2 separate regions of the Homo sapiens genome follow, and region 1 is linked to region 2. Evidence: chromatin loops called from intact Hi-C (ENCODE). Cell type or tissue: HCT116. All regions are shown on one strand.

What was found. Hi-C counts contacts between places; a loop is a spot of excess contacts. Peaks named below come from ENCODE experiments on the same cell type or tissue, not always from the same donor. Only the 100,000 strongest peaks of a DNase experiment are listed, where the experiment ranks them.
Region 1: it touches region 2 in a loop (10-fold over the local background); 5 of 110 quality-filtered maps call a loop at or near these places.

The regions. Positions count from the first base shown.
Region 1 is chr1:121,481,871-121,486,870 of GRCh38, reverse strand. No RefSeq gene overlaps it. Among named protein-coding and RNA genes, the nearest start is that of SRGAP2-AS1, 86 kb to the right of the region's middle. In HCT116, no CTCF peak of the experiment used is centred here; a DNase peak (open chromatin) is centred at 2,750.
Region 2 is chr1:121,534,669-121,539,668 of GRCh38, reverse strand. It overlaps the pseudogene EMBP1. Among named protein-coding and RNA genes, the nearest start is that of SRGAP2-AS1, 140 kb to the right of the region's middle. RefSeq lists an enhancer at 1,630-2,339. In HCT116, no CTCF peak of the experiment used is centred here; no DNase peak of the experiment used is centred here.

The DNA of each region.
Region 1 (5,000 bases), 53 kb after region 2:
AGGTACTGTTGCAAATGCGGTGGGTGCCATGAGGCCCAATCTATCTTCTCATTCAGGTTATTGGGCCCTCTGACTCTGCTTATGCACCATCCTAGATACATCACTTCCATCCTCATTGCTGCTGGTTCTGCTCAACTTTAACACTTTGTGAGTCTTACAGTACTAATGGACTACTCTGGCCTCATGGTCTCTTACTGCACCCATCTAGAACTCCAGTGGAAACAAAAGAAGCTCTTTTTTGAAAAGTATGTAATCCTTTGGTGCAGATAACATGGCATTGCTCCAGTTCCCAAAATGTCAGCTATGTTTTTCCTATTTGGGCTTGCCATAAACCCCATGTAGCAACTTTTCCTACCAATAATACCTCTAATATCATAGGTTCTGCTCAGTTTTGTGGCCCAAGCAGCATGGCAGCCCATGAGTCTGCCTGGATATGTTGTAGAGACCTTCCCTGTTCTGGACAGTATTTCATGTCAACTACTATATGGGTCAGAGAAGTATTCTCAGCTATGGAAAATGCTGCACCTAACCTGAAAGGAACTACCAGACCTGTGCTTACTTCTGCATAGTGGACAACGAAGAATAAATGTTTCTTTTATTTCAGAAGGGTAATTCTAGCAGGCCATACATACTGGAGACCTAAAAATCAAACTGAAGTGATGAGCCCCTGAATCTCCATAGGATTTATTTCTCACCCTCTGGAGTTTAAATGTCTTACCACGGACCTTAATATACTAGCTGGTTCTTGCACATCCAATCTGATTAGCACGGTGTCATTGAAATAGACATTGATATAGACTCATGTGATAGTCATGGTGTCATTGAAATAGATATTGATATAGACCCATGTGATAGTCATGGTGTCATTGAAATAGATATTGATATAGACCCATGTGATATTCTGCAGGAGTTTGAGTTAGTCTGGGTATCTTCAGAATATATTATGACAGAAGGGAGAGAAGACAAACCTAGACTCAAGGTAAGATAGGAAAAGTACTGTTGTCTATTCCAAGTAAATATAAACTATTTCTGATTTTTTTTTGATAAGGAGGGAAAAAGATGCATTAGCTAGGTCCTGGAATTCATATGTTGAAGCTTAATCCCAGTACCTTTCAATATGGCCATATTTGGAGATAGGGCCTTTAAAAGGTAACTAAGGTTAAATGAAGACATAAGGTTAAATGAAGCCATAATGACACAAAATACACATCTATTATGCCCTCATAAAAACAGGAAGAGACACCAAGGATGTGCATATACAGAGCAAAGTCCATGTGAGAACACAAAGAGAAGGTGGTCATCCACAGACCAAGGAGAAACCAAACCTGCTGAAATCTTGATCTTGGATTTCCAGCCTCCAGAAATGTAAAATAGATAAATTTTTATGTTCTTTAAGCCACTCCATCTGTGATATTTTGTTATGGCAGCTCCAGCAGACTAACACAAATGTCTGTATTCCTGAGGCTGTGTTAATCTACTCTAGCAAGGGTACCACATCTGGCATAGCAGCTGCAACTAGGACTACTGCTTAGTTAAGTTTGCAATACTGCACTGTCATAGCACAGGAATTATATACATATTTGGGGGTGGAAAGGGTGGGCAGACTGATGAGTTAAATGGGATATGTTAGAGATCACCATTTCTCCATGCTTTAGGTGTTTAAGAATGGCAGTAATTCCTGCATGACCTTGAGACATAATATTAGTTTTGATTAACTATCTTGGTTGGGATTAGGGGAATTTTCAGAAGTTTCCACTTAGCCTTCCCTATTATAATAACTCTTGTTCTGGAGTCTAAGAATCTAACATATATATTATGCCAAAACCAAATATTTTTTTAATTATGCAATCAGAGACTAGATGAGTGATTGCCAAATGGGTCTCCAGACCCAGGGAACCCCAATGAAGCAAATTTGAACCAAGATTTTATTTACTACACAATCCTAAGTAATAATTCCTAGACAAAGGGCCTTGAGTTTTATTGGGGTAATTTCCTTTAGCCTCCTGGTTATCCATCCTTGCTTTCTTTTTATTGTACAGTTGAATACCCTTGTTGACTGCCTATTTATTTTGTTCTAAGGGTGTTATGTTCTAACTGTTTCCATAGACCTCTGTGGGTCAAGACCCTTGGCTGTCCCTCTAAGCTTTCCATTCATTACAGTAATTGTGTCCATTTAGCTTCTTTTGGTTAAGTGCCATAACCCATCTAGCCTCTATTATTTCTAATCACCACTGTTATTATCAATGAGCCTAGTTCTGTAACAACCGCTCTTACTTTGTTAGGGAGGAGAGTCACCACTGAACACTTTACTGTTGCTGTTTCTCCTCTCCCCAGGACATTTTAATTGCTGCCATAAATGGTATCCTCAGAGCCCTCCCAAGGAAGAATTGGAAAATTGTGGGTTTTTCTGGCCCTCACTAATATTTGACTCTAGCACACCTAAACCTCTGAAACTTTTATTTTTTTTCCACTACTAGATATGATAATTTATGCATGGGGCATAATTCATATTTCTAGGGACTATCCTGGTAGTGAATTTGTGCCATCTGCTTGAGTCCTGGACATTACATTAGTCCTTTATCCCAGAAGAGTGTTTTCCCAACCTAAACTCTCCTTTCACAGCCTTGTGTTCTCCCACTTGACATCCCTAATCAAGAATTCTCAGAATCCACCCTCATGTGTGCTTCTGCAGGCATATGCTGGAAATGTGAGTCATTTGCTGATGCAATACACTTGCATCTTGCTTGAGAGCTCATGCTTGATTATCTTTATTTTATCTCCAATTCATGAAAGTATGCTGCTGAACACTCATGATTTTATGACTTGATAGTTCAGATGATACTGTGTTCATGATGGGCTCAGCCTCACTCAAACCTGGTGTTTACTGAATACCTATATGTGTATGTGTTGTCACGCAAGTGAAAAGACACTCAATGATTTTCATGTTTGTATCTTAGTGAAAAGCAATGGCATTGTAGCATGTTTTCTTCATTTTGGTGAAGAAAGTCCAACATACCCCAGACTATGGTTGGCATGAAGCTCCTAAAGTTTGACTGAGGTGAAGCCACTTGTATTTAGGGAAGAGGTTATTTATCTTCTATCCTCTGGTGTGAATAATTTTACCACAGCATTTGAATACCTGCTACTTTCAGCTCACCAGATTCTATCAGCATAATGTAATTAGTATAGTAAACTACTGCAATGTCCTATTACAGTGATCGAAATTGTTACTCCTTCAGAGACCATTCCCACAAATATTCCCAGGCAGTTACTGTATTAAAAAATCACATTCTTGCAATTTGGTAGGGGACATGCTGGGATTCAACTGTGGTCATAGGTACAATATGGGTGAGGATTAAGGAGGATTAAGTTCTTTTTGTAAGGTTAAGTGCCTCACATAACTTTGTAACCAGATCTTTTTGCAAGTAAGAATCTGCTTTTTCATGAGGAGAAATAGGAGCTGCTTCTGCTAGTAAAGGATATTTCATTAAATTGGAGGATTTTAGAAATGCTCAGTCATCTGAATCTTCTCATATGTCCCCATTCTTTTTTATTTTAATGCATGAACTTCCCTCTCCCCCTCCCCCCTCTTTTTTTTCTTTTTTTAAATTATACTTTAAGTTCTAGGGTACATATGCACATCGTGCAGGTTTGTTACATATGTATACATGTGCCATGTTGGTGTGCTGCATCCATTAACTGATCATCTACATTAGGTATATCTCCTAATGCTTTCCCTCCCCCCTCCCCCTACCCCATGACAGGCCCGGGTGCATGATGTTCCCCTTCCTGTGTCCAAGTGTTCTCATTGATCAATTCCCACCTATGAGTGAGAACATGTGGGGTTTGGATTTTTGTTCTTGCGATAATTTGCTAAGAATGATGGTTCCCAGCTTCATCCATGTCCCTACAAAGGACATGAACTCATCCTTTTTTATGGCTGCATAGTATTCCATGGTGTATAAGTGCCACATTTTTTAAATTCAGTTTATCATTCATGGACATTTGGGTTGGTTCCAAGTCTTTGCTATTGTGAATAGTGCCACAATAAACATACGTGTGCATGTGCCTTTATAGCAGCATGATTTATAATCCTTTGGGTATATACCCAGTAATGGGATGGCTGGGTCAAATGGTATTTCTAGTACTAGATCCTTGAGGAATCACCACATTGTCTTCCAGAACAGTTGAACTAGTTTACACTCCCACCAACACTGTAAAAGCATTCATATTTCTCCACATCCTCTCTAGCATCTGTTGTTTCCTGGCTTTTTAATGACCGCCATTGTAACTGGTGTGAGATGGTATCTCATTGTGGTTTTGATTTGCATTTCTCTGATGGCCAGTGATGATGAGAATTTTATCATGTGTCTTTTGGATGCATAAATGTCTTCTTTTGAGAAGTGTCTGTTCATATCCTTTGCCCACTTTTTGATGGGGTTGTTTGTTTTTTCTTCTAAATTTGTTTGAGTTCTTTCTAGATTCTGGATATTAGCCCTTTGTCAGACAAGTAGATTGCAAAAATTTTCTCCTATTCTGTAGGTTGCCTGTTCACTCTGATGGCAGTTTCTTTTGTTGTGCAGAAGCTCTTTAGTTTAATTAGATCCCATTTGTCAATTTTGGCTTTTGTTGCCATGGCTTTTGTTGTTTTAGACATGAAGTCCTTACCCATGCCTATGTCCTGAATGGTATTGCCTAGGTTTTCTTCTAGGGCTTTTATGGTTTTAGGTCTAACATTTAAGTCTTTAATCCATCTTGAATTAATTTTTGTGTAAGGTGTAAGGAAGGGATCCAGCTTCAGTTTTCTACATATGACTAGCCAGTTTTCCCAGCACCATTTATTAAATAGGGAATCCTTTCCCCATTGCTTGTTTTTCTCAGGTTTGTCAAAGATCAGATAGTTGTAGATATGTGACATTATTTCTGAGGGCTCTGTTCTGTTCCATTGGTCTATATCTCTGTTTTGATACCAGTACCATGCTGTTTTGGTTACTGTAGCC
Region 2 (5,000 bases):
GTTTCAGGGGTCTGTAAGGAAGAAAAAAGACAGACTAAAGTTTAATCAAGCCAAGGCAGAGGTAAGTAATGGATAATTGCAAACAATTAGTCTCTTTATAACAGTGGGAATATGGCTTTAAATAGCACTATTTAGAATAAAAGAATAGGAGTTAAACCCTCCAAACAGGTTAATTAAATAACCAGCCTAATAACAATTAAAAAGTCCATTTTTTGCTCCTGCCCTGAGCATTGACTGTTTCGTTTCCAGGCCCCAGCTGTACTGGTTGAGTAAGCGGTGCCCTGCTGCCAACATTGCCAGGCTGGTTAAAGAATGTGTAGATTGCTTTCTCACATGAGTCTCTTAAAGAAACATTTCATCTTAACAGAGGCAACCAACAACTACAACTTGCAAAAAGTAAAAGAACACAGGAAAGTTATAATAATTATTTTTTACAAGAATGAACTCCATACATTGGAATGGGGACATTTGGGAACAAACAAAAGCTGCACAAAGTCACAAAAATGCTCCCCCAAAAAGCTCAATGCAAACATTCCATTGTTATCAGATTGGGAAACACACAGCTGCACACACACACACACACACACACACACACACCTTCTATTCATATTAAACAGAAATAGAGAAACAGTTCATAAGACTAGAGGACAGTTAAACACTAGATGTGTATTTGGAAAAACCTAACTATTGATTTAATAATAGTTTGTGATGTTTTAAATTCTAATTATACAATTTTAATATTGTTCCTAAAACAGATTAATGACTCTTAGGAATTTAAAAGACTAAGATTACTTTGGAAACATGGAATCCAAAACTGTGAAAGAAAAAGCAGAGAAAGCAGGGCTGGGTTTAATTTTGGAGTTCCTTGGTTGCTTCTCCTTAGCACAGTGACTCATTTGATATCATCTTTAATTTCTCTGGCTAAAGGTTTTCCAACAGATATACAAATTCTCTTCTTGACCTAGAGTTATGTAATGGATGTACCAGCAGGAATTAATGAAAACATAAGAGTATCTGCAAATCAAAATTGATTCTCCCTTTTCTCAGGTATCCGTTTTCTGGGGAGCCATTCTTAGCCTTAGCATGTCTGGAATATTTTCCTCCTTTGTGCGCCCCCAGTAAAACGTTCTCACCACATTAGATTCCCAGCACGCTACTGGTATGTTTTCCCACCGGGCCAGGAACAGGGATTACCACTTCACAAAGCAAAGAGCAGTAGCTTTGTTTAAGAAAAATTGTGACACTCACCTCGGAAGTGGTTGAGCCTGTCCACCAGTCCTGTGATGCGCCCTGTAGTGAGCTCTGGATTCACAGGCTGGGGCATGTGCAGCAGCACGGACTCACTCCTGCAAGGAAGTAGGTTGAGTTGGTTAAGCTTCTGATGTCTGTGTTTAAGAAATAGATTCCGAGGGAGGAGCCAAGATGGCCGAATAGGAACAGCTCCGGTCTACAGCTCCCAGCGTGAGCGACGCAGAAGACGGGTGATTTCTGCATTTCCATCTGAGGTACCGGGTTCATCTCACTAGGGAGTGCCAGACAGTGGGCGCAGGCCAGTGTGTGTGCGCACCGTGCGCAAGCCGAAGCAGGGCGAGGCATTGCCTCACCTGGGAAGCGCAAGGGGTCAGGGAGTTCCCTTTCCGAGTCAAAGAAAGGGGTGACAGACGCACCTGGAAAATCGGGTCACTCCCACCCGAATATTGCGCTTTTCAGACCGGCTTAAGAAACGGCGCACCACGAGACTATATCCCACACCTGGCTCAGAGGGTCCTACGCCCACGGAATCTCGCTGATTGCTAGCACAGCAGTCTGAGATCAAACTGCAAGGCGGCAACGAGGCTGGGGGAGGGGCGCCCGCCATTGCCCAGGCTTGCTTAGGTAAACAAAGGAGCCAGGAAGCTCGAACTGGGTGGAGCCCACCACAGCTCAAGGAGGCCTGCCTGCCTCTGTAGGCTCCACCTCTGGGGGCAGGGCACAGACAAACAAAAAGACAGCAGTAACCTCTGCAGACTTAAATGTCCCTGTCTGACAGCTTTGAAGAGAGCAGTGGTTCTCCCAGCAAGCAGCTGGAGATCTGAGAACGGGCAGACTGCCTCCTCAAGTGGGTCCCTGACCCCTGACCCCCGAGCAGCCTAACTGGGAGGCACCCCCCAGCAGGGGCACACTGACACCTCACATGGCAGGGTATTCCAACAGACCTGCAGCTGAGGGTCCTGTCTGTTAGAAGGAAAACTAACAACCAGAAAGGACATCTACACCGAAAACCCATCTGTACATCACCATCATCAAAGACCAAAAGTAGAGAAAACCACAAAGATGGGGAAAAAACAGAACAGAAAAACTGGAAACTCTAAAACGCAGAGCGCCTCTCCTCCTCCAAAGGAACGCAGTTCCTCACCAGCAACAGAACAAAGCTGGATGGAGAATGATTTTGACGAGCTGAGAGAAGAAGGCTTCAGACGATCAAATTACTCTGAGCTACGGGAGGACATTCAAACCAAAGGCAAAGAAGTTGAAAACTTTGAAAAAAATTTAGAAGAATGTATAACTAGAATAACCAATACAGAGAAGTGCTTAAAGGAGCTGATGGAGCTGAAAACCAAGGCTCGAGAACTACGTGAAGAATGCAGAAGCCTCAGGAGCCGATGCGATCAACTGGAAGAAAGGGTATCAGCGATGGAAGATGAAATGAATGAAATGAAGCGAGAAGGGAAGTTTAGAGGAAAAAGAATAAAAAGAAATGAGCAAAGCCTCCAAGAAATATGGGACTATGTGAAAAGACCAAATCTACGTCTGATTGGTGTACCTGAAAGTGATGTGGAGAATGGAACCAAGTTGGAAAACACTCTGCAGGATATTATCCAGGAGAACTTCCCCAATCTAGCAAGGCAGGCCAACGTTCAGATTCAGGAAATACAGAGAACGCCACAAAGATACTCCTCGAGAAGAGCAACTCCAAGACACATAATTGTCAGATTCACCAAAGTTGAAATGAAGGAAAAAATGTTAAGGGCAGCCAGAGAGAAAGGTCGGGTTACCCTCAAAGGAAAGCCCATCAGACTAACAGCGGATCTCTCGGCAGAAACCCTACAAGCCAGAAGAGAGTGGGGGCCAATATTCAACATTCTTAAAGAAAAGAATTTTCAACCCAGAATTTCATATCCAGCCAAACTAAGCTTCATAAGTGAAGGAGAAATAAAATACTTTATAGACAAGCAAATGCTGAGAGATTTTGTCACCACCAGGCCTGCCCTAAAAGAGCTCCTGAAGGAAGCGCTAAACATGGAAAGGAACAACCGGTACCAGCCGCTGCAAAATCATGCCAAAATGTAAAGACCATCGAGACTAGGAAGAAACTGCATCAACTAATGAGCAAAATCACCAGCTAACATCATAATGACAGGATCAAATTCACACATAACAATATTAACTTTAAATGTAAATGGACTAAATTCTGCAATTAAAAGACACAGACTGGCAAGTTGGATAAAGAGTCAAGACCCATCAGTGTGCTGTATTCAGGAAACCCATCTCACGTGCAGAGACACACATAGGCTCAAAATAAAAGGATGGAGGAAGATCTACCAAGCCAATGGAAAACAAAAAAAGGCAGGGGTTGCAATCCTAGTCTCTGATAAAACAGACTTTAAACCAACAAAGATCAAAAGAGACAAAGAAGGCCATTACATAATGGTAAAGGGATCAATTCAACATGAGGAGCTAACTATCCTAAATATATATGCACCCAATACAGGAGCACCCAGATTCATAAAGCAAGTCCTGAGTGACCTACAAAGAGACTTAGACTCCCACACATTAATAATGGGAGACTTTAACACCACACTGTCAACATTAGACAGATCAACGAGACAGAAAGTCAACAAGGATACCCAGGAATTGAACTCAGCTCTGCACCAAGTGGACCTAATAGACATCTACAGAACTCTCCACCCCAAATCAACAGAATATACATTTTTTTCAGCACCACACCACACCTATTCCAAAATTGACCACATAGTTGGAAGTAAAGCTCTCCTCAGCAAATGTAAAAGAACAGAAATTATAACAAACTATCTCTCAGACCACAGTGCAATCAAACTAGAACTCAGGATTAAGAATCTCACTCAAAGCCGCTCAACTACATGGAAACTGAACAACCTGCTCCTGAATGACTACTGGGTACATAACAAAATGAAGGCAGAAATAAAGATGTTCTTTGAAACCAACGAGAACAAAGACACCACATACCAGAATCTCTGGGACGCATTCAAAGCAGTGTGTAGAGGGAAATTTATAGCACTAAATGCCTACAAGAGAAAGCAGGAAAGATCCAAAATTGACACCCTAACATCACAATTAAAAGAACTAGAAAAGCAAGAGCAAACACATTCAAAAGCTAGCAGAAGGCAAGAAATAACTAAAATCAGAGCAGTACTGAAGGAAATAGAGACACAAAAAACCCTTCAAAAAATCAATGAATCCAGGAGCTGGTTTTTTTGAAAGGATCAACAAAATTGATAGACCGCTAGCAAGACTAATAAAGAAAAAAAGAGAGAAGAATCAAATAGACACAATAAAAAATGATAAAAGGGATATCACCACCGATCCCACAGAAATACAAACTACCATCAGAGAATACTACAAACACCTCTACGCAAATAAACTAGAAAATCTAGAAGAAATGGATACATTCCTCGACACATACACTCTCCCAAGACTAAACCAGGAAGAAGTTGAATCTCTGAATAGACCAATAACAGGCTCTGAAATTGTGGCAATAATCAATAGTTTACCAACCAAAAAGAGTCCAGGACCAGATGGATTCACAGCCGAATTCTACCAGAGGTACAAGGAGGAACTGGTACCATTCCTTCTGAAACTATTCCAATCAATAGAAAAAGAAGGAATCCTCCCTAACTCATTTTATGAGGCCAGCATCATTCTGATACCAAAGCCGGGCAGAGACACAACCAAAAAAGAGAATTTTAGACCAATATCCTTGA